Regions from separate parts of the Homo sapiens genome. Here region 2 is linked to region 1. The links are chromatin loops, found by intact Hi-C in ENCODE. Cell type or tissue: transverse colon. All regions are shown on one strand. Links, peaks and the distances in the headings refer to the core of each region. The heading gives the core; the rest is flanking DNA. Region 1 overlaps AGBL4 (AGBL carboxypeptidase 4). Region 2 has its middle 8.4 kb from the start of LINC02808.

What was found. Peaks named below come from ENCODE experiments on the same cell type or tissue, not always from the same donor. Only the 100,000 strongest peaks of a DNase experiment are listed, where the experiment ranks them.
Region 2: it touches region 1 in a loop (12-fold over the local background); 2 of 110 quality-filtered maps call a loop at or near these places.

Annotation. Positions count from the first base shown.
Region 1 is chr1:49,766,795-49,778,473 of GRCh38, forward strand. The region is part of intron 2 of AGBL4 (AGBL carboxypeptidase 4); the gene reads right to left. Among named protein-coding and RNA genes, the nearest start is that of AGBL4, 250 kb to the right of the region's middle. In transverse colon, for the core only: no CTCF peak of the experiment used is centred there; no DNase peak of the experiment used is centred there.
Region 2 is chr1:50,323,726-50,335,404 of GRCh38, forward strand. It overlaps the pseudogene RPS2P11. Among named protein-coding and RNA genes, the nearest start is that of LINC02808, 8.4 kb to the left of the region's middle. RefSeq lists an enhancer at 9,163-9,663 and a silencer at 9,347-9,546. In transverse colon, for the core only: CTCF peaks have their summits at 9,457 (motif pointing left), 9,659 and 10,013 (motif pointing left); DNase peaks (open chromatin) are centred at 5,816, 9,336 and 9,995; H3K4me3 peaks cover 1,224 bases; H3K27ac peaks cover 462 bases; H3K27me3 peaks cover 394 bases.

The DNA.
Region 1 (11,679 bases), core at 1,486-9,485:
TCAAATAAAATAGACTTTAAACTAAAAATAGTAAAACAAATCAAAACAAAAAAGGACAAAAAAGGCACTATGTAATTTAAAAGGGTTCAATTCAACAAGAAGACTGAACTATCCTAAATTTAGAATGTACACAATATTATAGCACCCAGATTCATAAAACAAGTACTTCTAGATCTCTGAAAAGTATTAGACAGCCAAACCAGAACAGTGGGAAACTTCAACACCCCACTGAGAGTACTAAAATGCAGATGATCAAAGAAGAAAACTAGCAAAGACATTCTGCACATAAATTTAACACTTCACCAACTGGACATAGTAGACAACTACACAACATTCTGCCAATCAACCAAAGAATATACATCCTTCTTATCTGAACACTGAATATACTCTAAGATCAACCACATACTTGGGCATAAAACAAGTCTCAATAAATTAAAAAAAAATAAAAGTCATATCAACCATACTTTTGGGCCACAGTGGAATAAAAATAGAAATCAATACCAAGACGATCTCTCAGAACCACATAATTACATGAAAATTAAACAACTTGATCCTGAAAGACCTTAGGGCGAACAATGAAATTAAGGCAGAAATAAAAAAAATTATGTGAAATAGATGAAAAGAGAGAAAGAACATATAAAATTTCTGAAATGTGGTGAAAGCAGTGTTAAGAGGAATATTTATAGCAATAAACACCTACATCAAGAAGTTAGATAAGTCACAAATGAACAATCTAACATTGCATCTAGAGTATAAAATGAAAAGAAGAAACAACCACAACATAAGCGGAAAAAAAAAGAAGTAAAATCACAGCAGAGTTGAATTTCATTAAGACCCCAAAATCTATACAAATGATCAACAAAACCAAAAGCTGTTTCTTTGAAATGATAAATGAAATCAATAGAACACTAGCTAGACTAACAAAGAAAGAAGACAAAAAGAGCACAATCAGAAATGACAAAGGTGACATTACAACTGATCCCAAAGAAATTAAAAAAAGACCCTCAGATACTATTATAAACATCTCTATGCAAACAAACAAGACAATCATCTATAAGAAATTGATGAATTCCTGGGAGCACACAATCTCCAAAGACTGAATCACGAAGAAATTGAAACCCTGAAAAGACAAATATCAAGTTCGAAAATTGAATCAGTTGCATGTGTACCCTAGAACTTAAAGTATAATTTAAAAAAAAAAAAGGATCTCAAAGAAAAAAAACAAAACAAAACAAAAAAACCCTGTCAACCAAAATGAGCCCTAGACCTGATGGATTCACAGCCGAATTTTACCAGATGTCCAAAGAAGAGCTGGTACCAATCCTCCTGAAATTATTCCAAAAAATTGAGGAGGAGGGTCTCATCTCTATCTCATTCTACAAAGCCAGGATTACTGTGACACCAAAATCTGTCAAAGACACAATGAAAACAAGAAAACTGCAGGTTAATATGCATGATGAACATAGACACAAAAATCCTCAAAAAAAAATTAACAAACTGAATCCAGCTGCACATCAAAATGTTAATTGACCATGTTCAAGTAGGCTTTATTCCTGGGATGCAGGGTTGGATCAACATATCCAAATCAATAAATGTGATTCGCCACATAAACAGAATTAAAAACAAAAATCATGTGATCATCTCAACTGACACAGAAAATGCTTTTGATAGAAACCCATATCTTTTTATGTTAAAAATACTCAACAAACTAGACATCAAAAGAGCACACATCCAAATGATAAGAGCCATCTATGACAAACCCATAGCCAGTATCATAGTGAACAAGGAAAATCTGGAACAATTCCCCTTGAGAACCAGAATGCGACAAGGATGACCACTCTCAACACTCCTATTCAACATATTACCGGAAGTCCTAGCCAGAGCAATCAGGCAAGAGAAAGAAACAAAGGCATTCAAATAGAAAAAAAAGTCAAAATATTTCTCTTCACTGCTAATGTAATTCTATGCCTAGAAAACCCTAGATTCCACCAAAAGGCTTCTAGAACTTAAAAGGAATATCAGTAGTTTTAGGATATAAAATAAATATACAAAAATCAGGACTTTTTTTTTTTTGAGATGGAGTCTCACTCTGTCGCCAGGCTGGAGTGCAGTGGCGCGATCTTGGCTCACTGCAACCTCCGCCTCCTGGGTTCAAGCGATTATCTTGCCTCAGCCTCCCAAGTAGCTGGGATTACAGGCATATGCCACCACATCCAGCTAATCTTTGTATTTTTAGTAGAGACAGGGTTTCACCATGTTGGCCAGGATGGTCTCGATCTTGTGACCTCGTGATCTGCCCACCTCGGCCTCCCAAAGTGGTGGGATTACAGGCATGAGCCACCACACCCAGCCAAAAATCAGGACCATTTCTATATGTTCAAGCCAAGAGCCAAATAAATAACACAATCTCATTTGTAATAGCCACACACACACACACACACACATACACAAACAAACACCTAGGAATACATTTAACCAAGATGGTGAAATATCTCTGAACACTGCTGAAATAAATCATAGATGACACAAACAAATGGAACTATATTCCATGCTCAGGTATTGTAAGAATCAAAATCTCTAAAATGGCCATAATGCCCAAAGCAAATTAAAAATCCAATGCTATTCTTATCAAACTACCAATGTTATTTGTCACAAAATTAGAAAAAAGTACTCTAAAATTCATATGGATCCAAAAAAGCGCCTGAATAGCCAAGCAATTCTAAGCAGAAAAAGAAAGAGCCAGGGCAGAACATTACCTGACTTCAAACTACACTACAGGGCTGCAGTAACCAAAATAGCATGGTAATGGTAGAAACACAGACACATAGACCAATGGAACAGAATAGAGAACCCAGAAATAAAGCTGCACACCTACAATCATCTAATCTTTGAAAAAGCCAACAAAAACGATGGGGACAGGACTCCCTATTCAATAAATGGTGGTGGGATAACTGGCTATCCATATGCAGATGAATGAAACTGATCCCTACCTATCAAGTTATACAAAAATTAACTCAATATGGATTAAAGATTTAAACGTAAGACCTCAAACTATAAAAATTCTAATAGAAGAAAACCTAAGAAATACCATTCAGAACATTGGTCTTGGCAAAGAATTCATGACTAATTCATCAAAAGCAATTGCAACAAAAAACAAAAATTGACAAGTGGGACCTAATTAAACTAAAGAGCTTATGCACACCAGAAAAATAAAACTATCAACAGAGTAAACAGACAATCTACAGGATGAAAGAAAATATTTCGGCTGGGCGCGGTGACTCACGCCTGTAATCCCAGCACTTTAGGAGGCTGGGGCGGATCACGAGGTCAGGAGATCAAGACCATCCTGGCTAACATGGTGAAACCCCATCTGTATGGCCGTTATCGTGATGAGGTACATACCTTCTATACCTAATTTGTTGAGAGTTTTGATTATGAAGCGATGTAGAATTTTCTCAAATGCTTTTTCTGAATCTATTGAAATAATGATATGATTTTATCTTTATTTTGTTGATGTGGTATATCACATTTATTGATTTGCATATGTTGAACCATCTTGTATCCCAGGGATGATTCCCACTTTATTGTAGCAGATGATGTTTTTTAATTTGCTGTTGAATTCAGTTTGCCGGTGTCTTTTTGATAATTTTTGCATCCATGTTCATCAGGAGTATTGGCTTGTAGTGTTCTTTTTGTTGTTGTGCCTTTGCCTTTGGTCAGGGTAACGCTGACCTTTTAAAAAGAGTTTGAAAGTATTCCCTCCTCTTTAATTTCTGGAAAAGTTTGAGAATAATTGGTATTAGTTCTTCTTCAAATATTGCTAGAATTCAGCAGTGAAGCTATCAAGACCTGGACTTTTTTTTCATCAAGATGTTTTATTACTGATTCAATTTACTCACTTATTGTTCTGTTCAGATTTTCTATTTTTTCATAATTTAAACGTGCTATGTTGTATGTATTCAGGAATTTATTCATTTCGTCTAAGTTCTCAAATTTGCTGGCATACTGCTGTTCATAGGAATCTCTTATGATCCTTTGTATTTCTGTGATATCAATTGTAATGTCTCCCTTCTCATCTCTGATTTTATTTATTTGGGTCTTTCCTCTTTTTCTCTTAGTTAATCTAACATTTTGTTGATTCTGTTTATCTTTTCAAAAACCAACTCTTCATTTCATTGATTTTTAAATTTTTTTTAGTCTCTTTCATTTATTTCTCTGTGAGCTTTATTATTTCCTTCCTACTACCAATTTTGGGTTGATTGTTCTTGTTTTTCTAGTTCCTTGAGAAGCATGATTAGGTTATTCATTAGACATCCTTCCCTTTCTTGTTGTACGTGCTTATTGCTGTGAACTTCCCTATTAGAACTGCTTTTGTTTTGTTCCATAGGTTTTGGTATTATATATTTCCATTCTTGTTTGTCTCAAGTAATTTTTAATTTACATTTTAATTTATTCATTGGCCCATTGGTTATTTGGAGGCACGTTGTTTAATTTCCATGTATTTGAAAGGTTTTCAATGGTTTTCTTGTTGATTTCTAGTTTTATAACATTGTGGTACAAAATGATACATGATATGGCATCTATTTTCTTAAATTTCATTAGACTTGTTGTGGGATCTAACATATTATTTATCCTGGAGAATGCTCCATGAGTGGTTGAGAAAAATGTGTATTCTGCAACTGTTGGATTGTTCTGTAAATGTCTATTAGGTCCATTTGGTTTCTGGTGTAGTTTTAAGTCTAATAACTATTTATTAATCTTCTGTTATGATGCTCTTTCCATTGTTAAAAGCGGGTTATTAAAGTACCTTACAATTATTGTATTGCAGACTATCTTTTCCTTTAGATCTAATAATCTTTGCTTTATGCATTTTTGTACTCCTATGTTCAGTGCATATATATTTACAATTGTTACACATTATTGAATTGCTCCCTTTATCATAATATAATGACTTTTTTCTCTCTTTACAATTTTTGATATAAAGTCGACTTTATCTGATATAAGTATGGCTACTCTTGCCTGCTTTTGGTTTCTATTTTTCCATCCCTTCATTTTCAGCCCTGTATTGTCTTTAATGGTGAGATGAGTCTTTTATAGCAACATATAGTTGGATCTTGCTTTTTTATCCATTTAGCCACTTTATGTCTTTTCACTGGAGAATTTATTCAATTTATATTCAAGGTTATCATTGATAGGTAAGGATGTACTCCTGCCATTATATTAATCATTTTTTCATTGTTTTGTAGATCCCTTCTTCCTTTCTTCCTCTCTAGTTATTTACTTTTGTGGTTTTGTGGTTGTCTGTGGTACTCAGATTTGTTTCCATTGTTCTACTTCTTTGTGTATCTACCATAAATTCTTTTTTGTGGTTACCACGGGCCTAACATAAAGAGTCTTGCAGTTATAACAGACTATTTTAAGCTGATACTGCCTTAACTTTGGTCACATAAAAATACTTTAGACTTTTTTCTCCCCTCATACTATTTGTATTTTGGTTAATTTATATCTTTATATTTTGTGTGTTCCTTAAGCACTAACTGTAGCTATTGATGTATTGATGTTTTTGACCTTTGTAGCTTTAAACCTTCATTAGAGGTTTGAAGGATTTACATAGCACCATTACAACACTTAGGGTATTCTGAGTAGCACTTACCTATACTAGTGCATTTACTACTTTTCACATGCTTTCATGATATTAATTACTGTTTTTTGTTTTGCGTAGCCCTACTTTAAGTATTTCTTGTAAGGCCAGTCTATTGATGAGAGATACTCAGTTGTTACTTGTCTGGGAAGGTCTTTAGTTCTCTTTTATTCCTGACGTATGGATATAGTATTCTTTGCTCATGATTTTCTTCTTTCAGCACTTTGAATATATCATGCTATTCTCTGCTGGCTAGCAAGGTTTCTGCTGAGAACTCTGCTGACAATCTAATGAGGATTCTCTTATATGTGACTTCACATTCTTCTCTTTTAGATTCTGTCTCTGTCTTTGACTTAGACATTATGATTAAAATGTGCCTTAAAGAGGATTTTTTTATTGATTCTTACTAGGGACCTTTGAGCCTCCTGTATCTGAATGTCCATATCTCTCAAAAGACATGAGAAGATTCCACTATTATTTTGTTAAATAGGTCTTCTGTATCTCTCTCCATTTCTTCTTTTTCTGACACTCTATAGTGTAAATGTTTGATCACTTAATAGCGTCTCATAAGTTCTGTAGGCCTTCTTCATTCTTTTTTAATCATTCTTTTTTATCCTCTCACTATTTCAAAATCACGTCTTCAAGTTCAGGATTTCTTTCTTCTGTTTCGGCTAGTACATTGTTGACGGTCTCCATTGTATTTTTTATTCCATTCTTTGAAATAGTAAGCTCTCATATTTGTTTGGCTCTTTTTTATGATACCTCTTTGTTTGAATTTCTCATTCAGATCATGAATTGTTTTCCTGATTTTACTGACTTGTTTGTCCTTATCGTCTTGTTAGGATGTTTATAAATATCCTTTTCTTTAGGACCTGTTACTGGAAACTTATTGTATTCCTTTGGGAATGTCATGTTTCCTTGCTTTTTCAAGTTTCTTGTGACTCTACATATCTGCACATCGAGTGGAAGTGTTGCTTTTTTCCATTTTATGGAGTAGCTTTGGTAGCTTTTCCTGTAGATGGACCCTAGGGTGTCAACCGGAAACACTGTGTGGCTTCAGCTCTGGGTGGACTCAGTAGAACTGGTCTCTGTAACAGATTCTTCAGCTGTAATCCTCATCTGCAACACCTGTGATATCTCAGTGGCCCAGGCTGCATTTGTGGTGGGTTGGTTTTGCTGGGGCAGGGTTCCCTGTTGGCCAGGCACATGGGGGTGCAGTAGGCTAGAAGGTTGTGTGTCTGACTCTGGAATGGCAAGGCCACTGCCAGACTCACTATCAGGCCAGGGGTGATCATGAGCAGATCAGGCAGCTGTGTGTAACCCTCTCCAACGGAGTGGTGCTACTTCTGGTCCAGTTCTCAAGCCAAGAATGGGTGCACACAGGCCCAGCAGCTGCAAGGAGCCTCTCCACTGTGCATGCTTGCCTGTTTCCCTGGGTGACAGGATGCCTCATCTGTTCAGACATCAGAGTCCCAGTCATTCCTTTGGGCCTAGGTTCTAGACAGCTGGAGTATTGGTGCTGTAGGCACCTATGTGAATTTAGTGAAATGACTGTGGCACGTAAGCGGTAGAATGGTTTAGTGGCTACTGGCCTCAAAGCAGGACACACTCCAGATGTAGGTCCAGTTTCAAGATGATGCCATGCCATAGAAATGTATGTCTCATGAGCAAGGGTGTCAAGGAAATTTCTCTTCCGGGGAATGCACCTGTGTGTATTCCTGGCAATTGTCCAAATTGGACTCAAGGTCTGTGAGGATTGGAGGACCACCCTGTAGCAATAACTGCTGGCGTCTGCAACAGTGATAGGGACCACTAAAAGTCTCCAGCTTACCTTTTCCCCATAAGTAGAAGTATCCCCAGTTCTGATCTGCTCCTGGCAGGGGAAATAGTGTGGCAGAGGCAGGATGATTTGCTCCACACTCTTTGGAGGTATCCTGGCTTCCATGCTCCACAGGGGTTTTGCAATTCCCCTGGTGCTCTCCAGAACACTTACTCTGTCCACCCTGTTGAAATATAGTTGTTTATTCAATGTTTTGGTTCCTTTATATGGGGCAGGTGGAGGGGGATGAGAGCCAGGCCACTGTAGTCTGCTGTCTTGCTAATGTCACTGCCTAAAAATCTTTATCTTTAAAAATTAAGAGATATGCCTAGATATCCAGTTTTAAAATTTGTGATTCTATCTTAATTGAAAAGATATCTTTTCTTCTCTCATTTTGACTTAGTTTTCTATCATGACTGAAGAAATTCTGCAATAATAGTTATGTGAATTGCCTATTCATTTGATTACAAGTGAAGACAGGTTATGCAAAATCCAGTATAAAGGTATGAAGAAATCGAAATTCTCATTAACTGTTGTTAAGAGTATAAACTGATACTCTTTCCAGAGACTCATATGACAAAGTATAAAAATATACATACCCTTTGACTCAGCAACACCACTTTTAGGAACATAACTTAAGGAGACAAGTGCACAAGGATAAATACACAAAAAGTTAATTTAAATATCTTTTATAATAGTAATAAATTAGAAATAACCTAAATGTCCTTGATTAGGAAACAATGATAGTTAAGTAATTTATGAGATACACAGGCAATGTAATAAAGATGCAGCCATTAAAAATGAAACCTATGATTGATATAGAAATGGAAATATTTACAAGATATTGAATGAGAGAAAAACAGCTTCAAAATAAAGTAAAAGGGCAATATCATATAATGTTTAAGAGCACGTGATCTGGAATTATACAGTCCCAAGTTTTAATCCATAATCTTCCACTTAACGTTAGGTAAATCACTTAACTATCCCAGTGCTCAGTGCCCTCATCCATAAAATGGGGATAATGATGGTATCTACCTTGCAACATTGCTGTGTATATTAAATAAAACAATATAAGCATGTCAGATTTCTAAGTGTCTGTTATTCAATAAGTACTAATTTAAATTTTATCAATTGTTCAAAATGTTAGTTTTTAATGAGTAATGGGATCCAAAATAGTTATATAAATGTGCAAATAGATTTTTTTCAAGTATGTACAATTAAATATTATCTGAGTATGGGTATGGGGGCTGTTTCTTATTCTATTTATTTTGACATTTTTAAAAAGATAAATTTTTCCCCAAACCAAAGTTTTTTCTAACAGGTCAAGCTATAACAATATTAACCAGTTTATTTTGCCTTAAATTATAATTACCATGTGTCTACATTTCCCACCTAAATATGTGCTCCTTGAGGGCAAGGACTATGTAATTCATCAATATATTATAGACTTTTACTTTATCAGTGTCTTATACATCATAGAAATTCAATAAAAGTTTGCTGAATGAATGTGTGAACAAATGAATAAAGACTTCAATCTTATAATAACCTATAATAATATACAGAATATTACCAGAGTATATTATGAGGGGAAAAGTAAAAGATTTATTATTATAGTGGTAAAATTGTGAGCTTTAGAGTCAGTGAGATCTGGGTTCAAATCACAATTCTGACTCTTAATAGTGAATTGGCTTTGGGAAGTATGCATATATTGAGCAAGTATTGTATATTACAGTACTGGGTGTACAAAGAAGAACAAGATAAGGTCCATTCTCTGAAGGAGTTCAGAGTAAATTGAGAGAAATAGATACAAAAACAACCAATGACAATGCTGAGTAATAGAGTATACGTATTGTAGCTACAAAGTGGTGTGATCAGGAATCTGGTGGAAGCTTAGAAAAAATGGTGGTCAGTTATGCCTAGGGAGAATCAGCAATATTTGACTTAGATCTGAAAGAATGAAAGAGTTTAGAAAAATAATTTCTCTCCATCTTTGTTGTCCACAGGCTACCTTTCATCTGGTATCATGCAATGCTTCCTAACTAGTTCCTCCAATTCTAGTCTTAAAAATTCTTCCAATATCTTTTCTAGCAGTAGCCAGAAATAACTTCTCAAAATGTAAATAGGATATATCTCCATCCTCTGTAGAACACTCTAGTGATTTCCTTCTTAAGATAAAATCCAAAATAATCCAGAATCTTTAACACTGTTCAGAGGCCCTTATATGATGAGAGTCCTAAATACCACTCTGGCTTCATCTTAGTCTACTGTTCCCTTAGGGTATTACCTGCTAACCTCAAAATCAGCAGGTTCTCTCCATTTCAGAGCTTTTTTTATGTTTTTCCCTCTGCATGAACTACTCTTCATCACTGCTCTTCACATAACTAACTACCACTTTGCTTTCAAACTTCATTTTAAATGTCATTTCATCAAAGGAGGTCTTTTCTGACCTCCCTAATATATCCTGTTAGTGCTGATCCCACAACATCATACTTTTCATACATAGCACTTTTATCATGATTTTGTAACCACATATTTATATATTTGATTATGTGTTTAATGTCTGCCTCCCAAACATGACCATAAGTAACATGAAGCTCAGATCATGTCTTGCCCTCACTGTATTTGCAGCATTTAACACAAATACACTTAACACTGTATTTGGCACAGAATATGAGTTCACAAATAATAAATAACTGAAGAGGGAAAATAGCATTCTAGCACATGGAACAGTGCTTACTACAAAAGAGGTATTCAATAAATATTTATTAAATGAATTATTTGTTGAACAAGAAAGGACCATACGGTATGAAAAGTGTTTGAAAATAGCATGAGATTTAAAATGCTGGAGCTTAGAGATTGTAGGGTGAAAGCTGAGAAATAAGTCATAAAATGTAAGTTTCCTTTCCCAAGTATCACAAAATCAGGCACATAACAATTACTTCATAGAAACTGGTGAATTAATTGTATTAATCAGATTTGAAAATAATAATCATTTAGACCCATAAAAGTATTAAAATTTAGCTTTATAACACTGTTTAAATTCCTTGCAAACAGTACTTTTGTAGAAATGCAGCATTCATTTTTTTAAATCCCAGAATCAAAATTGATTCATGTTTTGTAATCATGTATAATTTAAGTAATAGTTTAAATTTAGCATATCAAAAGTATAGAAATCATTAAAATATATTTAGAATTTAATGCACAAACTTTTTACAGCACTTCTTTTGCTCAAGTCAGTATCATGTCAGTGGCATACAACTAAAAAATACAACTTAAAAATAAGAGAAGAGCAGTTTTTAATTATGTAGGACACATCTGAAAAGCCCAGCCTAGCACTCCAAAGTTTATGCATACCATCTTGAAGTCTTCTGTACCTAGTCAAAAACAAAACAAAACAAAAAACAGAAAATGGTCTTGCACTAGCTATTGGGTCATTTGCAATTCCCTGCTTTCATTACCCTATAAAGCTTTGATAAAAATCCTTTGTAGGGAAGAGGAAGGATTCCGGGAATGGTGGTATGTGGATATTAGTAGACACTCTCCCCAGTGAAACAGTAATTTAACTGGTAAAAAAATAAAATCAAAAGAAACCTTTTAAAGTATCTATAATTTCTCCTAAGGCATACAGCAAATGGAGAAACATTTAGTCACAAAGATCATTAAATCATGCTAAGAACAGCAAAAGCCTGTAGTATTTGACTCACAAGCTGCTCCCATTATCCCACACCACTGTCTCTCTCCCCAGCTCTCATCTAGTTTCACCCTGGCAGGGGAAGATCATCAGCATTTCTCATTTTCCCCAAAGCTTCATACTAAAGGAGTTCTAATCCAGGCAAGTACATCTGAGATAATTGGGCTCCCATCCTCCATCCATCCTCCACTCACAGCATGGAAGTTCTACTCAAGGCAGAGAATGCTGAGTGGGCTTGCATTACTCTTGCCCCAGCTACCTTATAGGGTGGAAGTTCTATGCCAACATGGGCAATCCAAGAAGACTAGGTGCTGCCATCTCCAACTACCACCCCACTCATAGAACAGAGGTGTCACACAGGCCACTCTCCTCACCCGCAGCCCTGATGCAGTAGCACACAGATTCTACCCAGGGAGAAAATCAGGCCATCAGAACAACAGCTGCAACTATGAGTAAGGCTGGCCCAGGATACCTGAGTCCCTGAAACTCCTTCCCAAAACTAATGTTATTTGGAAGAAAGCATGGAGA
Region 2 (11,679 bases), core at 2,436-10,435, 560 kb after region 1:
CCCATGCTCATTCCAAGCTCTGTTGCCTCCAAGAAGCCCGCCCTGCCTGCCCCAGTCCCCTCCCTCTTCTGAGCCCTCACCGTTCTTCCTCTCTGGTCCCTCATTTGATAAATCAGCTGTAAAATCTTTCATCAGAGAACACCTTGTATTGCTCTGTCTTAACTTAGGATCCTGATTCCCCAGCTCTAGAGAAAGCCCGTTGAGCTCTTAATCTGGCCAAGCTTCAGTTTCCTCCTATGTAAAACAGAGACATTGACAACTAGATTTTTAGCACCCACTCTATTCCACTCCCAATATTAGGGGTTGTGGGGAATACAAGAAGGAAAATGCACAGTCTCTGATCTCAAGGAGCCACTGGACACTCATAACAAGAACCCAAGGTGGTGTGCAGTAGAGGGACAAAGCAGAGACAAGCCTTGTGTGGTGAGGGTTCAGGGGAGGGAAAGATGCAGGCAGTTTTCTTGAAAGAGGTAGTATTTGAGCGGTCACGAGAGATGACTGGTCTCCAACAGGCAGATGTGGGATACAGAGGGGATTCAAGGTAGAAAGATAACATGAGCAAGAACACGGAGGAGGGAAATTTCAGGGCCTGTTTGGTAAAGTAGATATTTCCATTTGCCTGGAATCTATGGTACCAGTAGGCTGTAGAGGAAATACTGCCAAGTGATTTCAGCCTTTGGAGTAAAGCACCTTGAAAGGAAGGATGATAAACTTGCTCCTATTCTGTTGAGGGAAAGTTTTTGAAGAAGACCAAGTATAACATGACCAAAATATCTTCATAGAAAGATTAATCTGGCAGGCCGAGAAGAATGGATTAAAATGGGAAGAAACTGGGACACAAATAGGTCACAATGAAATGCCATTTCACATTCACTAGATGGATCAAAATTAGGATGTCTAATAACACCAAGTGTTAGGGAAGATATGGAGCAGTGGAAATTCTCAGACACTGGTGGTGGGAGTATTAATTACTACGGCCATTTTGGAAAACGATTTGGCATTATCTTACATAGCCACACATTTGCATATGTTCTCTGCGACCCTATAACCCAGCAATTTCACCCCTAGACCAGTATTCTCCAGAGCAACAATTCTCAAATTGTGGTCCAGGGACTTGAAACTTTTTCAGGGGATCCATGAGGTCAAAACTATTTTCATAATATATTTGAAAAGTATTATTTGACTTTTTTACTCTTGTCTCACAGGTGCACAGTATTTTTCAGAGGATGCATGATGGATGATATTGCAACAGATTGACCATGGATGCAGATACAAGAATTCAGCTGTCTTCTGTTAAGCCAGACATTAAAGAAATTTTCAAACACGTCAACAACATCACTCTTTTCTATTTATTTTGTCTCAGAAAATAGTTATTTTTCATTTAAAGTGTGTGATTTATGTTAACATATAATGAGTTTCTTAATCATTTTAAAATGAATTAATAAATACATTTTTCTCAGCTTTAATTTCTAATATAGTGAATATATTTAGATATAACTCACATAAACAAAAGCTCTTTGGGATCCTGAGACTAAAATGTTCGATAACCACTGCCCCACACAAACTCCTGCACATTCTTCTGAGGCTGTGAACAAGGAGGCCTGTAACAGCACTCTCTTGGCTAAATATTTGTAGTAGCAAAAACTGAACACAACTCAAATGTCCACAGACAGGAGAATGGATAAAATAAATTGTATATTTATTTTGGTATATTATACAGCATTGTATATTATAATGGTATATTATACAGCATCGAAAATAAATGAACTACAGCTTTAAAAAAATAGATAAATCTTAGAAAAATACATTGGTAAAAACAAGACAGGTCCAGAAGACAACAAATATTATATCAATTTTACAAAGCTCAAAAACAAACTAAGCTAAACATGTATACTTAAGAATACATACATATGTGATAAAGCTTTTTTTAAGCAAGAAAATAATAAATACACAATTCACCCTCTTGGATGGAGTCTGAGGATTCAGTTAAAGGAGGAGCACATACCTCTTGTTGATAATGTTCCAATTCTTCAGTTGGGTTGTGGCTGATAGGCAGCCATGTTACTATTATGCTTCATAATTACATAAATAATACATATACTCTTTCGTATGTACCAAATATGATCTTAAAAAGATAACCCCTAGTACCCAGACTGTGGCCTCTAAATACCATTTCCCAGTAAACAAACACAAAGGTTCCTCAGAGAGGCAGATTGCAGTTCTGGGGCAGGAAATGTACAAAATGGTACATCTTGTCATTCTAGAAAGCAGGGAAGCTAGCAGAGACTACTGGGATAATAATCAAAAGGGCTCAGAAGCCAAGTTGAAGAGATTTCCATTGGCCAAAAACAGGATAATTTGAGTGTCAATAAGGATAAAAACTGAGCTTCTCCGAGAAAGCACCAAATGGTGGATGACGCCGGTGCAGCGGGGCGAGGGGGAGGCCCTGGGGACCCTGGGATGGGGAACTGCATTGGGTTCCGCGGAGGTTTCGGCAGTGGCATCCGGGGCCGGGGTCGCGGCCATGGACGTGGCTGGGGCTGAGACCGCGGAGCTCATGGAGGCAAGGCTGAGGATAAGAAGTGGATGCCCGTCACCAAGCTGGGCCACTTGGTCAAGGACATGAAGATCAAGTCCCTGGAGGAGATCTGTCTCTTCTCTCTGCCCATTAAGGAATCCGAGATCATTGACTTTCTCCTGGGGGCCTCTCTCAAGGAGGAGGTTTTGAAGATTATGCCGGCGCAGAAGCAGACCCGTGCTGGCCAGCGCATCAGGTTCAAGGCATTTGTTGCTATTGGGGACTACAATGGCCACGTCGGTCTGGGTGTTAAGTGCTCCAAGGAGGTGGCCACTGCCATCCGTGGAGCCATCATCCTGACCAAGCTCTCCATTGTCCTCGTGCGCAGAGGCTACTGGGGGAACAAGATCGGCAAGCCCCACACCGTCCCTTGCAAGGTGACAGGCTGCTGCAGCTCTGTGCTGGCGTGCCTCATCCCTCCACCCAGGGGCACTGGCATCGTCTCGGTGCCTGTGCCCAAGAAGTTGCTCATGATGGCTGGTATCGATGACTGCTACACCTCAGCCCGGGGCTGCACTGCCACCCTGGGCAACTTCACCAAGGCCACCTTTGATGCCATCTCTAAGACCTACAGCTACCTGACCCCCGACCTCTGGAAGGAGACTGTATTCACCAAGTCCCCCGATCAGGAATTCAATGACCACCTCGTCAAGACCCACGCCAGAGTCTCCATGCCGCGGACCCAGGCTCCAGCTGTGGCTACAACAAAGGTTTTTATATAAGAAAAATAAAGTGAATTAAGCCTGGGTTTTTATTTAAGAAAAATAAAGTGAATTAAGCCTGAAAAAAAAGGATAAAAACTGAAATGGATTGAAACATATCTCATGTATTTAAACCCATATGAACTCATTATGAGTTCATAATGATACAAAGTAATCTCATTGATTACCTTTGGATAATGCTAGAGAACAAATTCATTATTTTTAAAACTGAAAACAAATAGGGAGAATCAAGCATTTACCCTGCCTTCCCTGAATGAACAGTACTTCAGGCTAACCAAGTAGTTTATGAAAGGATGTTACCCTTTATAAAAGTCCAGCTAACAAACAAAAAAATGATAAACGATTACAGCTAAGTGCAGGGGCTCACACCTGTAATCCCAGCACTTCGGGAGGCCAAGGTGGGCAGATCGCTTGAGCCCAGGAGTTCGAAACCAGCCTGGGCAACATGGGGAAACCTCATCTCTACAAAAAATACAAAAAATTAGCTTGCCTTGGTGGTGCATGCCTGTAGTCTCAGCTACTCGGGAGATTGAGGTAGGAGGATCACGTGAGCTGGGAAGTCGAGGCTGCAGTGAGCCGTGATCATGCCACTGCATTGGCGCAAGACTGTCTCAAAATAAATAAATAAATAAATAAATAAATATTACTAATATGCAAATTCTGAAGAAATAATGGATCTAGTCAGTAATCATCAACGGCTGCTAATAACAAAAAGAGAGATGACAATTAGGCAGTTTGTGCTCCTTGGTAAAAGTTTGCAGCACCACCTCCAAGGCGTTCTTGCCAAAAATCAAATCTGAATCTGATGAGACCTCTAGATGCAACTAGTGATATACAGGAAACTCAGGGAACAGATGAACACATTAAACACCACCATGGGATTCATTCAGCAAAATCCAAATGTGGAAAATGGATAAACAACCCAGTTTCTTCAATAAATACACAGCTGAGGAAAAATAAGAAGAGGGATGAGCATATACATTAAAAACAAATAAAGACACTATGAGCCAATTGCAACATATGAAATTATTGGGATCCTGAATCAAACAAATTGTAAAACAATAAAATAAAATTATAAGTTAACCTAGGAAGTTTAAACACTATATATTTCATAATATTAGGGAATTTTTTATTATTTTTAGGTATGGTAATGATATTATAATTATATATTTTAATGCATCATTATATTGATAGATGTGATGATATGCTGTTTGGGTTTTGTTTCAAAACAACCTGGAGGCAGGTTAGGATGAGAATAGTGAGCAGCAGCAGGTGAAACAAGATTGGCCACGGGCTGATAACTGTTGAAACTCGCTGACAGGTACATTGGGTTCATCATGTTATTCTCTCTATTGTTGTATAAGTTTGAATTTTCCATAATAAAACATTTTTTAGAGAGCAGAGACAAAATAAAAATATTTCCAAACAACAACAAAAGAGAGATAATGAAGAAGTCGCAATTGTTCAGATGGAGGCCAGTGATGCCATGCAGACAGAGCAGAAGCAGCCTGGAAATGCTGATTCTGAAATGCCACACACCGTTGTTTAAATATCCAACCAGAAATCAGTGTGTCTTGGAAAGATCATCTCTGGGTCAGCAAAGAAAAACATCAAAACTAAACAAACAAACAAGTTCCGACACTGCCATGGAGATCCTTTCCTTATGCTTTTTATCCTGGAAAGTGGTTGCTTATCTCTCCCTTGTGTTTCCTGTCCATAAGCCAGATCTGCTTCTGTGACAGTTTCCCCAGTCCCATGGTGACTCAAATGTGATGCAGCAGTCGATACCTTGGAAACCACTGGAAAAGGGAGGAGACCCTGATGGGGGTCCCAGAATGCTTCTCAGATTAAACGACTTCACTTCTCCTGCCAGAGAGTAACTGAAGCCTACAGAGCTGAGGTCACTCACTAGTGCCCAGTAGAGCCACCTGAGAAAGCAGGGAATGGAGAGTCAGTCAGAGGACCCTGCAGCTGAGCCCAGCCCTGCACTCCCTGGGCAAGTGACCCTAGAAAGCCTTTGATTCCTCATTTGTAAGGTGGGGCCTGCAGTCACACATGCATCACACAGCAACATGCAAGCACACATGGCATGCAAACTCCTGAGCACGTTACAATTCCTGGATGGTGGTTATTTATTATTTAGACAATTCAAGCCTGGTGCCTCCTACCCAGGGCCATTCTACAGTGCCATCACCAACAACAGACATGACCTGAGCATCTACTCAATACCAAACATGAGTCTTCTCTCCTTTCTTTCCTGGTCTTGTGTGAGACACTATCATAGTCTTCTCCTTGCTAATGAATCCTGCCCCAAAATAGCCTGGGAACTGAGTCTCCACTACCCGAAGAGGTGCCAGGATGAGCACAGACCATGGCCTCTGCCTTATATTGGGCTTCCTAGAGACAGACTCTGGAACTAAGAGTTGTGTGCAGAAGGCTCATTGGAGAGTGCTCTTTGGAGTCGCACCTGCAGCTGGGCATGGGGCCAAGCTGACTCATAATGAATTACAACATCTCAGTCTATCCTCTATGGAACTTTGGAGCTAGGGTGGCCCCTCAGAATTGTCTCAAGTTGGGGAAAGAGGGTTGGGCTTTTATATCCCTGCCTCAGCCAATCATGGTCACAGCCACCCCTGAAGGGAAGAGTATGCTAGAGTGAGGCAGTTCCCATAGCCAATGGCAATTTCCAGTGGGCTGCCACAGGACTAGCCAGCAACCAAAATCCCCAGCAGGTGGCGGTTGCTGTGTCGACCCTGGAGAGGGGATCTAGACAGAAACACCACAGTATCCACTACAACCTCAGAGAGACCTGAGTTTCAAACTTGCTTCTGTCAGTTACAGCTTTGTCACCTTTGTGGAGATCTGCTGCTTACTGGATATTGGGAGTCTTAAATAAAAAAGACTGGATAAAATTGTCTGGATAAAAATGAATTGGATAAAAATTGAACTTTAAGGCTTAACTTCTTGCCTTCTCTATACTCTCTCCCCTTAAAATGACAGGAAAAGAGAAGATATAAACCCATAAGGACAGGAAGAAAGGAAAAGGAGTCATTTATGGATGAGAGAGTTCAACAAATTTCTATAAGATTAAAGGGAGATGGAGGTGTGAGTGGTAGAAGCCACAACACAACCTAAGCTTTCATGATCCACCAACACTGGGTGAGCATTCTCAGGGGAGCCACACTCGCCAGTCTCTCTACAAACATTATGGGCTGAAAACCTCGTCAGGTAGGCTGTTCCTTCCAATGCCCGAATACATCTCTTCCAGTTAATCTGTCTGCTTTCCCAGAAACAATTGCTTATTCCCAAACTTGTTTATGCCAGTGGCACTTGCTTTTGTAATTATGTGATTCCATTTAATATTAATAAGCCAATAAAATATGGTTGTAAAAAGGGAGTTGTTTTATGAAAAACTATGTTGGACACTTTGAAAGACTCAATGAAAGCAGACTGCCATTTAAGAAAAAATGTTTATCAGAGTTACAGACAAGCAGTTGTAATAGACTTGGAGGAAATCACATAAATCTAGAAGGAATCTGTACTCAGATTGTTCCATAAGCGCCTTTTAAGTTTTAGTTGCACAATAAAGGTGAACCTGGAAACGGTAGACAATGTTTTATGCATTGGGATTTGTGCAAGAAAGACCTTATAGAATTCCAACTAACAGGTCCATACTCAAAGAAAATGGAATAGACATCAGTATGTTTTCAGTCAAAATAAAATAAAATCATTTTTAATGATTTATTGCTTGAAACAATTTTTTTTGATTAGTCAACTGGTTTCTACTGAGTTAGATAAGACCTGCAGAAGATGTACCAATGAGAAGAAAGGCAACTGCCTGTAGAGGGGGAAAAGGGCATGAGATTTGAAGGCCAGAAAGGGCTGAAAACAGCAGGATTAACTGAGAATCTGCTTAGGGAACAGCCAGATCCCCCTGCCCCAGCCGTCTTCCCACTCTATAAAAAACATGGCAGTGACTCCAGACCTATCACTATATGCCAGGTTAAAAACTTTACATAAATAAACTCAACAACCCATGCAGTACTATTCTTATTAGGCCTAATTTACAGATAGGAAACAGGCAGAGAAAGATTAAGTGACTTGTCCATGGTCATATAGCTAGAAAGTGGCAGAGTTGAGATTCAAACCCAAGTGATCTGACTCCAGAATCCATCCTCTTCACCACATCCATCCTACCTTACTGAAGAAACAGGGCAGTCCCAAAGAAAAGAACTCCCCTTTTTTGATATTTATGTGTCCCCCCCACAAAACAAAAGGCCAAGTCCTGTCTGGTCCACCCAGAGGGAAATCAGCCCCATCTGCCTTCACAGACATCCAATGCCAGTCAACTTCTTGGACACTTATCCTTAACTATGGACAAAAGCCAAGGACCAGTAAAGATTAAAGAAGCCTCCAACCAACAGGAGGAGAGATGCAGAACCACAGAGAGACCACAATAAAGCAACCAAACAAAAGAGGGAAGCTGGAGGAGACAGAGATAAGTCAGCAAACCGGAGGGAAAAAAATCACTATTGATATCCTCAGAGAGATAAATACAGAGGCTGTATCTATGTTGTGGGGTGGGGGGAAGGAAGAACAGAGAATGAACAAGTATGATAGCTGAAATTAAAAATTCAGTAGAATGGTTGGGACATATATATAACGAAATAGCCTAGAGAGTAGAAGAGAAAGACAAGCAGAAGGGAAATACAGAAAAGTGAAAAGACACAGGAAAAGCAGGGCTGGAGGCCCAAGCTCCAACTCGCAGGAGTTGTGGAGAGCAAGCAGACAGAAGACTACTAAGGAAAAATAAAGTTTCACAGGACTAAAAGACAAGTTTCCACATTGAAAAGGGCCACCCAGAGCCTAGCACAACGAATGATAAAAGCCACCACGTGACAAGTTTTGTGAAATTCCAGAATTCCAAAGATTAAAAAAAAATCCTCAAAAACAGCCAGAGAGAAAGAAAAGCTGCACATAAGGAACATGAATCAGAAGGCATGAAGCTTCTCAAGGGTCACTCTAGGTGTTCGAGACAGTGCAAGGCACCCATGTATAAAGGAGAATGATTTCCAACCCAGAATTCTATGCTTAGCTGAATTATTGATCAAGTGCAAGGGCAGAATACGGAAAAGTCCACATGGATGAAAATTCCCCCACCCCTGCCCAATTTCTTAGGAAGCAATTAAAGTTTTCAAAAGAAGGGAGCAAACCAATAGAGACAGAGGACCATGAAATGATCCTGGAGAGACACCCTTGGACCAGAGGGTTCCTGCAGACAGCTGGGTAGTGCAGTTTGGGAGGGAGCATTCCTCAAGGCAGAATACCGAACATGACAGAGGAGGTTTTGTCGGGAAGCTATAGGATGAGAAGCCGTGGCAGTTTTGATACAGGTTTTGGGAAAACTAACAGCTACATTTTCTTAAAAGGAATGCTGATCACTGAATTACCTAAAAATAGTGCTTCAGATATACCGGGCATGCGCATGGGGCTGGAAGACAGCTAATTCCTTATTTATTCTAACAGGGAGACAACAGATAAAGTCTAGCGTTGGTAAATTAAGAAATCGCAGCATGAGCATATTATTTTGAAGTATGAGGGTAAATGCCAGAAAATACAGGTAAAAGTGGCTAAAGTGGTTGCCATCAGAGTGCAGAACTGGGAGGATGGATTGGGTGAGGCAGGAGATGGCTGTTTTTCCATAAAGAAGAAGCCTTTCCATTTGCATCCAGCCTGGGCCTCAGATTTCCTGAAGCACTTTCACATACAATATGAATTGGTTTCCTCAAGAACCCCCCATTACAGAGACAGGAAGCAGAGGCCCGGACAGAACAGTGACCGCTCAAGGTCACGCAGCAAAGCCTGGGCCCCCAGCGCTGGTTTGGTAGACCCCATCCCCACCCCGCCACCCCGTCACCCCACACCCAGAACCACACCCAGAACCAGAAACCAGCTAAAGGCCAGCTGGGGCGCCAGACGACTCGCCCTGCCCCGTCGACGCCCCAGACGGTGTTGCCGACCTCCGCCCCGCAGCGCTGGTGTGGGCGCGGCCGGACCTCACTCAGCCTGCACTGCCCCGCGCCGCTCGCCGCGTCCACACTGTCCTTGGGAGGACGCGCGGGGAAGCCGCGCACGATGCGGCAGCGCCCCCTGCCGGGCTCCGGGCGCTCCGCTCCCAGCCGGCTCGGCGAGTGCTCCGGGAAAGGGGTCCGGACCCCACACGCACTGGGTTCCAGGACAGGCTCTCGCTCGGGCTGGGCCGACTCTGGCCCGCCTAGGCCCCGGGCACGCTGCAGTGAAGGCGGTACCCTCACCACAGTCACAGAACGTGTCGGCTGCCCGCGCGTCCTCCCAAGGACAGTGGACGGGAGCTGGGGCTGGAGAGGGTAACGACCTGCCCAAGGTCACACAGCACCGCAGTGGCACAGCCAGGACTGGCACCCACACCTCCCGCGGAACCTTGCAGGGGCCCAAACCACCTGGGTTCTAGAGCTCCTTGAACTGGCCTCTTGGGCTTTAGGGAAGAGCTGGGGACGAGGGAATGGGGTGGGGCCACACCACATTAGCACGGACCCTTGGGTGACTTGGGCGGAAGACGGGGCGTCAGGGCCGCCTGCGCGCGCGTGACCTCCAAGGGTCCTTCTGGCGCTCCTCCGGCGCTGCGTGCGGCGCTGGGCTGCGGCTCACCCGACACACCGGCGGCAGCCGCGGCTGCCCCCTACTGGCGGAAGGAAGAGTCGCCGCTCCGGGGCCCTTGGCGGCCGCCGCTCTTCGCGCCTCCTTGGCCTGGCTGCCACCCTTCCACCCTCGGGGGAGACCCCGCGCTCTGTGCTCACTCGGGGAAGAGAGGCTCAATCACGGCCTGGACCAGCACTAGGGACCTAAACGCTCTTCTCAGTGTGCGTGAAGCCAGGTCCTCAAATCCGCCTTCAGTAAGAGCAGCACAGGGTCGTGGTTAAGAGCATGGACTGCAGAGCCCGACTGCATGAGTCCTGGCTCTGCCTCTCCTCAGCTGTGTTACCTTAGGCAAGTTACCAAAACTCTGTGTGTCTCAATTTTTGCTACCACAAAATGAAAATAGTACCTAATACATAGACATTGTATGTATGTGAACGCTTAATTTAACTGCATAGCAACCCTATGACGTTGATACAGTTATTCCCATTGAATGATGAGCCACAGACAGGTCAAGTAACAACCAAGTTTCCGCAGGAAATAAGTGGTGGAGTTAGAATAAAAATCCAAGTAATCTGGCTCCAGGATCCCTGCTTTTATACACCATGCTAGACCCGGATGGTAATAGAACCCACATTTTAGGGTTGTCCTGAGGGTTCTATGAGCTGACGGATGTAAAGTGTTTAGAATGGTGACTGGCACACAGTAGGCAGGAGGTAAGTGTTCACTGAGCACCTACTGTGTGGCAGCACTGTACTAGGCACCTGGGATACAGCAGTGAGCAGGCTGATCCAGCCACACCCTAGTGAAGCTGCCAGCCTAGAGAGGCAGACATTGAACAAGCCTGACAAACATTTAGGGTGCCCTGAGATTGAGGATCCCAGGTCAGAGGGTGGCCCAGACCCATACCCAGCCACTGACAGAGGGCCAACCTCAGGGAAGAATCCAGTACAGAAATCTCAGAGTAGGAGACAAATACCCCAAGCTGAGAAAGGCACTCAGAGGAGGTGCCTTCTGACTTGAGCCTTGAGAGCTAAGGTCTTTGCCAGGCAGAGGTGAGATGGGATAAGGCCCCTCCTCTTGCAGCCATTCACTCTGCCCCCACCTGGAAGTCCTCAAGTCCCCCCTTCTAAGGCAGGAATCGCTGGCGAGCTGGTTTGGATCCACAAGACAAATTATCTTGGTTTAAAGAACCACTCCCAAAGCCCACAGAGAATATTTTTCCAGGTGGGGGAGAGGTGTGATGAGGGGAGCATGAGGCCCCAGAGAGATTAACTCTAAATGGGCCACCTCAGGAGGCAGAGAACTCATCCCCATCAAGGTGGACAAGAGGCTGGAAAGCCACCTGCAGGTGTCTTGTGGGGGCCTCCCTGGGCAGCCAGAGCAGTGGAACAAGCTAACTTCACTGGTTCCTCTCTGTGACAAATCAGATTGCCCTTTCAAAATGTCCTTGTTGATGCCCCTCGGAGGGCTGCGTGGATCTCAGCCGCTCTTCCCCCGTGCCAGCCAGTTTAATCAGATGGCTTTCCTCCAGACTCCTGACTGTAGCCTGAGCTTGCCAGAGAAGGGAGATGTTAATCAGGTAAGGATGGATTCTAGGAAAACAAACAGGAGAACTTTGGTGGGCTGGACAAGCAGCAGACATTTGTTGAGCCCTTCTTTTGTGGCAGATCCCTTACTAGATGCTTTACATTTACGATTTTA